2 separate regions of the Homo sapiens genome follow, and region 2 is linked to region 1. Evidence: chromatin loops called from intact Hi-C (ENCODE). Cell type or tissue: heart left ventricle. All regions are shown on one strand. Links, peaks and the distances in the headings refer to the core of each region. The heading gives the core; the rest is flanking DNA. Region 1 overlaps TRPV3 (transient receptor potential cation channel subfamily V member 3). Region 2 overlaps TRPV1 (transient receptor potential cation channel subfamily V member 1).

Region 1 (2,901 bases), core at 309-2,808:
AAGGCCGTCTTCCCTGTGTGCCACTGTGGCGGGTGCTGTCCCTGCCACCCCAGCCCAGGGAGGAGGCTTCCTGCATGGAGCATGGTCCCAGGACCCCCTTGTTTTCTAGGGGACAGTGTGCCCGCTGTGGCCGGCCCGGGGGAGGCACCTGTCTCCCGCTTCCCTCCTCTGTTCCGTGTCCTCCAGAAAACTTTTCTGGATGCTGCCCAGCTTGGCCACCGTCCTGGGGCTTTTATAGGCTGGGGTGCGGGGCGGAGAGACCTGGCCTTATCCCTAGAAGCTCTCTGCCTGGGCTCTCATGACAGATGGGATGGGAACCCAGTGGGTCTTGTGAGGCCAGGTCTCTGACACTGTCCTTCCCAACAGTCCCTTCCTCTTGGGTCTTGAGTTGGTGTCCTAGGAAGTCCATGTCTCATCCTGGGGTAACCCAGGGCTCAGCTTTTTGGAAGTAGGAAGCCAGAGACAGCAGCTCTGTGTCCAGCCTGCACTTTGGAGCCAACCAGGAAGCTTCACAAATACAGACTCCTGGGTCCCACCCTGGATATTTCGATTTCATCAGTTGATGCTGTGGGAATTTTTGGTTTTTTTGTTTGTTTGTTTTGTTTTGTTTTTTTTGAGACTAGAGTCTCACTTCATTGCCCAGGCTGGAGTGCAGTGGCGCAATCATGGCTCACGGCAACCTCCACCTCCCAGGTTCAAGCGACTCTCCTGCCTCAGCCTCCTGAGTAGCTGGGGTTACAGGCGCCTGCCACCACACCCAGCTAATTTTTGTATTTTTAGTAGAGACAGGATTCCACCATGTTGGCCAGGCTGGTCTCGAACTCCTGACCTCAAATGATCCACCCGCCTCGGCCTCCCAAAGTGCTGGGATTACAGGCGTGAGCTACTGCACCTGGCCATGCTGTGGGAATTTCTAAGTTTCCCAGCAGCCCTAACATGCAGCAGAGTTTGAGGATCACTGGCCTACCGAAGTCCCACGGGCCTCCCTGTAGGGCGTGGTGTCTCTCGTCACCACCTGCCTGGCCAGAGTGGTGAGCCACAGCTGGAGGAGTCTTGGCTTAGGGTGGGCTGGGGACGCTGAGAACACTTCTGGCTTCTTCTCAAGTCCAGAGCAAATGGAAACTGTTTCTAAAAAATCATCAGTGCCTGGATTTTTCACCGAACCGGGTCCCCAGCTGGCGTGAGGCATTTCAAGCTGATTGTGCAGCTTGCTGCAGCCTGCGAAGAACCTTCACACCCTTTGTCCCTGGTATTCACAACCCCCAGTGAGATGGGCGGAACAGCAAGCTTTGTGCGCATTCCACAGATAAAGACGGGGCCCAGGGGCCATGGCGCCAGGCGCAGAGGCAGGTCTCCACCCATTCTGGGCGGGTGTATCCCCTGGGCCCAGCCAGCCTCTGGCTGGTCCAGCCCTGTTGGCCTTAAGCCCCTGTTCTGCAGCTGATGGTTGTTCCTCCTCCTGTCCCAGATCCTGAAGTACATCCTCAGTCGTGAGATCAAGGAGAAGCGGCTCCGGAGCCTGTCCAGGAAGTTCACCGACTGGGCGTACGGACCCGTGTCATCCTCCCTCTACGACCTCACCAACGTGGACACCACCACGGACAACTCAGTGCTGGAAATCACTGTCTACAACACCAACATCGACGTGGGTCTCCTGCACAGGCGGGGAAGGGCAGGGAGAAGAGGGCTGGACCTCAGGCCAGGGGCTGAGAGGACGCTGGGAAGACCCAGTGCTGCCAGCTCCATCCCTCGGCATCTGCATACCCCACTCTGTTGCCTCAGTGAGCAGAGTCAGGCACAGAAAAGGCGAGGCCTGGGACAGATGCTGGGCCCGACTCTTCCTGATTGACCTTGGACTGTAGACCTGAGTGGTGGTGGCGGGGGCGGTGGGCGGGAGGTCTTCTGGACCGAGTATCCAGGGCTGTTTGGGTGTGGGTGTGGGTGATGGGGTGATTGGGGTTGATCCTTTCCATATTGTTTCTCTCCCACCCCCCGTTGGTGTATACGGCCAGGCTTAGAATTCTTTCTTCCCCAAAACCTGGTCCCAAATGAGGGTCAGAGAGTGCACTGAGGAGCAATCGGGGGGCCTTCCTGGAGGAGGCTAGAGGGGAGAGTTCGGTGCAACTGGAGGTGAAGAGAGGAGCAGCTATGAGAGGTGTTCAGCTCTTGGGGGCAGTGAGGCAGCAGGCTGGGTCTTCCTCCTTCATACTTTACTAAGAGTCATGCTTCCCAGAGTCCCCTTGCCTTGGGTCTTCCCAGACCCTCACAGCAGCCTGGTTGGTAGGGCAGGGATTGTTAGCAGTTTTATAGGTGAGGAGTCTGAGGCCCAGAGAGGGTCAGGGTCTGTCCTAAAGTCACACAGCAAAGGAGGAGCAAACTGGGGCTGGAACCCCTGCCACCACCTCCTGCCCGCTTCTATCCTCCACTTTCTGCTGTGCATCGGGTCCTCCTGCTGCAAGCCCGGGCTCCTGCGGCCTCTGACTGCTGCCCTAGTACCCTGGGGAGGAGCCTCAGGAGCCGGAAATCACCCTCCCAGCATTTCCAACCAGACCAGTCCATCGGGCATAATGATGGGCCCCTTCTGCAGCACTGACTCAGAGCTCCCGCAGGCCTTTAGAAAACGGTCCCTCCCTCTCTCCCTCATCTCCATGGTGACTGGTGGCATTCTACCCCTAGAACCGGCATGAGATGCTGACCCTGGAGCCGCTGCACACGCTGCTGCATATGAAGTGGAAGAAGTTTGCCAAGCACATGTTCTTTCTGTCCTTCTGCTTTTATTTCTTCTACAACATCACCCTGACCCTCGTCTCGTACTACCGCCCCCGGGAGGAGGAGGTACGTGGGCCCCTTGGAGGGGGAAAATGGGGCCGTCAGAGCTGGAGGGGCTTGGAGCTGCCCCAC
Region 2 (2,901 bases), core at 285-2,784, 55 kb before region 1:
AGGGCCTCCTAGTTCCCTGCCTCCCTGCCGCCCTGCCTGACCCAGGGCTGGAAACGTGAGAAGTGAGGACCCAGAGGCTCTTTCCTGCCTGCCCTGAGCCCCTCATGCCCAGGCTCTGCCTAAGCCAACTACTTCCCATTACTGTGGGCTCTCGGGAGGGAGTTATTAGACACAACGGGCAGTGCGGTGGGCCATTAAGTGAGCACTTAAGAGCTTGTCCAGTTTCACCCCATTCACTGCACCTCTGGGGACACTGAGGCCAAGAGGGCAGGTCCCTCCGTGAGCCGCGGCAGTGCTGGGACCAGCCCCAGGCTATGGCTGCCGGCTGGCTCAGACCTCCCATCTCACCTGCTCCGTGGGCTGAGGACTGTGCGGGCCACATGGCTGTGAGGGGCACCACGGGCTGGTGTGGGCGTGCGAGGAGTTCCTGCTGCAGGAGGGAACCTCACTTCTCTCCCCACCCCCTAGAATCGCCACGACATGCTCTTGGTGGAGCCGCTGAACCGACTCCTGCAGGACAAGTGGGACAGATTCGTCAAGCGCATCTTCTACTTCAACTTCCTGGTCTACTGCCTGTACATGATCATCTTCACCATGGCTGCCTACTACAGGCCCGTGGATGGCTTGGTGCGGCCAGAGGCTCAGGCCTCGTGGGCGAGGGTGTGGGTGGTGGGGAAGGGGTGTGGACATTTCGGGAGACCTCCCCGACCCCAGGCCCAGGCTCTGCCCTGGACTCCTTCCCAGCTTGCGGGAGCGATGGATGGAGAACGTGGAGAACCTCGTATCCCTGCGCCCATCTCCCCTGCCTCAGGCTGTACAGGAGACCCGCCCCCTTCCCGCTTCTCAGTTCCTCTCCTTTAACCTTGAGGTCCTGTGGGGCTGAGTGTGTGGTGACTCAGGTCCCTGATTGTAGACGGGGTGTACTCGGTTAGAAAGCATGCAGGGGCCGGGCATGGTGGCTCATGCCTGTAATCCCAGCACTTTGGGAGGCTGAGGTGGGCAGATCACCTGAGGTCTGGAGTTTGAGACCAGCCTGACCAACATGGTGAAACCCCGTCTCTACTAAAAACACCAAATTAACTGGGTGTGGTGGAGCCTGCCTGTAATCCCAGCTACTCAGGGAGGCTGAGACAGGAGAATCGCTTAAACCTTGGAGGCAGAGGTTGTGATGAGCTGAGATGGCACCACTGCACTCCAGGCTGGTCAACAAGAGTGAAACTCTGTCTCAAAAAAAAAAAAAGAAAAATCACGCAGGAATTTGGGCTCGGGACAGGGCTCACCCCTGGCCTGGGGGTCCCCAGGGATGTGGGCTGGTGTCTAAGCCCAGAGCCCACCATCATCCTGCTTGCCTGCCCTCTTTCATTCACTCACTTGCTCATTATTCATTCCCTGGATTTAGACTTTTGAGCAGCTCTGTGCCAGGCCCTGGGCCATCCATCAAATCAGCCTAAGACCAGCCTTTTTCCTCTGCCAAGAGCCAAGACTTCATCAAACTTCTGGACTTAGTCCTTCGTGTCTGATACCCAGGACACTTAATTTGCTGCTTTTGTTTCCAGGGCACTTTACAAGTTTACTTACTTACTTAATTTTTGTTTTTTTGAGATGGAGTCTCGCTCTATCACCCAGGCTGGAGTGCAGTGGCGCAATCTCTGCTCACTGCAACCTCCACCTCCCGGGTTCAAGTGACTCTTCTGCCTCGGCCTCCCGAATAGCTGGGACTACAGGCACCCACCAACATGCCAAGCTTATTTTTATATTTTTAGTAGAGATGGGATTTCACCGTATTGGCCAGGCTAGTCTTGAACTCCTGACCTCAAGTGATCGCCTGCCTCGGCCTCCCAAAGTGCTTGGATTACAGGTGTGAGCCACCGTGCCCGGCTGCACATTTACTTTAAAAACTCAACTTCATAATTGCATGAAACCCGATTTCTGTCCACCTATTAAGGCCACATAATGACTTCCTTTTTTTTTTATTTTATTTTTTTTTTTTTTGAGACAGAGTCTCTCTCTGTTTTCCAGGCTGGAGTGCAGTGGTGTGATCTCAGCTCACTGCAAGCTCTGCCTCCTGGGTTCACGCCATTCTCCTGCCTCAGCCTCCCTCTTTTTTTTTGTTTTTTGTTTTTTGTTTTTTGAGACAGAGTCTCGCTCTGTTGCCCAGGCTGGAGTGCAGTGGCGCCACCTTGGCTCACCGCAACCTCTGGCTCCGGGGTTCAAGTGATTCTTCTGTCTCCCAAGTAGCTGGGATTACAGCCATGAGCTACCACGCCTGGCTAATTTTGTATTTTTAGTAGAGATGGGGTTTCTCCATGTTGGTCAGGCTGGTCTCGAACTCTCGACCTCAGGTGATCCGCCCGCCTCGGCCTCCCAAAGTGCTGGGATTACAGGCGTGAGCCACTGCACCCGGCCAGTGACTTCTTTTTAAGAGAAAAATGTGCTGGTAAGGCAAGCTGATGAACTAGTGCTTAGGAAATGTGGATGGTGACCCACTCCAGGAAATGGCCACTGAAATACAAGGGTGACACCCACAAGTGTGTGTGGCACAGTCTCTCCCTCCATGGTCAGTGGGAGTCCCTGACACTCGTGGGAGACTGGCCATGGGCTGGGGTGGCAGCGGGATGTGTATGGCGTGGGGTCCATGAGAGTGCTTCCACCTCTCCATCACCCTGCTGTCCATCACTCTGCTCCCAGCCAGGAGGAGCTCTGGGCCTGCCGGGACATTGCTTGGGAGGCGGCACAGCATTGTAAGATGCTCCGCTTGGCACCTGCAGGCTGCCACTTTGGGGAATCAGGCCCACAGAGGGGCCTCCTTGCGGGCGCTCCCCTAATAACACACTGTCTTTGTGTGTCCTTCCCCTGATGGAGGCTGTGCCTCCTGGGCAGGGACTATGGCTTCATGGACCT

The links. A loop is a pair of places that touch in the nucleus more often than their neighbours do. Peaks named below come from ENCODE experiments on the same cell type or tissue, not always from the same donor. Only the 100,000 strongest peaks of a DNase experiment are listed, where the experiment ranks them.
Region 2: it touches region 1 in a loop (10-fold over the local background); 2 of 110 quality-filtered maps call a loop at or near these places.

Annotation. Positions count from the first base shown.
Region 1 is chr17:3,528,771-3,531,671 of GRCh38, reverse strand. TRPV3 (transient receptor potential cation channel subfamily V member 3) reads left to right here. Exons shown (of 18, transcript NM_145068.4): 9 at 1,469-1,645; 10 at 2,677-2,835. Among named protein-coding and RNA genes, the nearest start is that of TRPV3, 28 kb to the left of the region's middle. In heart left ventricle, for the core only: no CTCF peak of the experiment used is centred there; DNase peaks (open chromatin) are centred at 1,331 and 1,651; H3K27ac peaks cover 1,715 bases.
Region 2 is chr17:3,583,494-3,586,394 of GRCh38, reverse strand. It overlaps TRPV1 (transient receptor potential cation channel subfamily V member 1), which reads left to right. Exons shown (of 17, transcript NM_080704.4): 9 at 469-627. Among named protein-coding and RNA genes, the nearest start is that of TRPV1, 24 kb to the left of the region's middle. In heart left ventricle, for the core only: no CTCF peak of the experiment used is centred there; no DNase peak of the experiment used is centred there.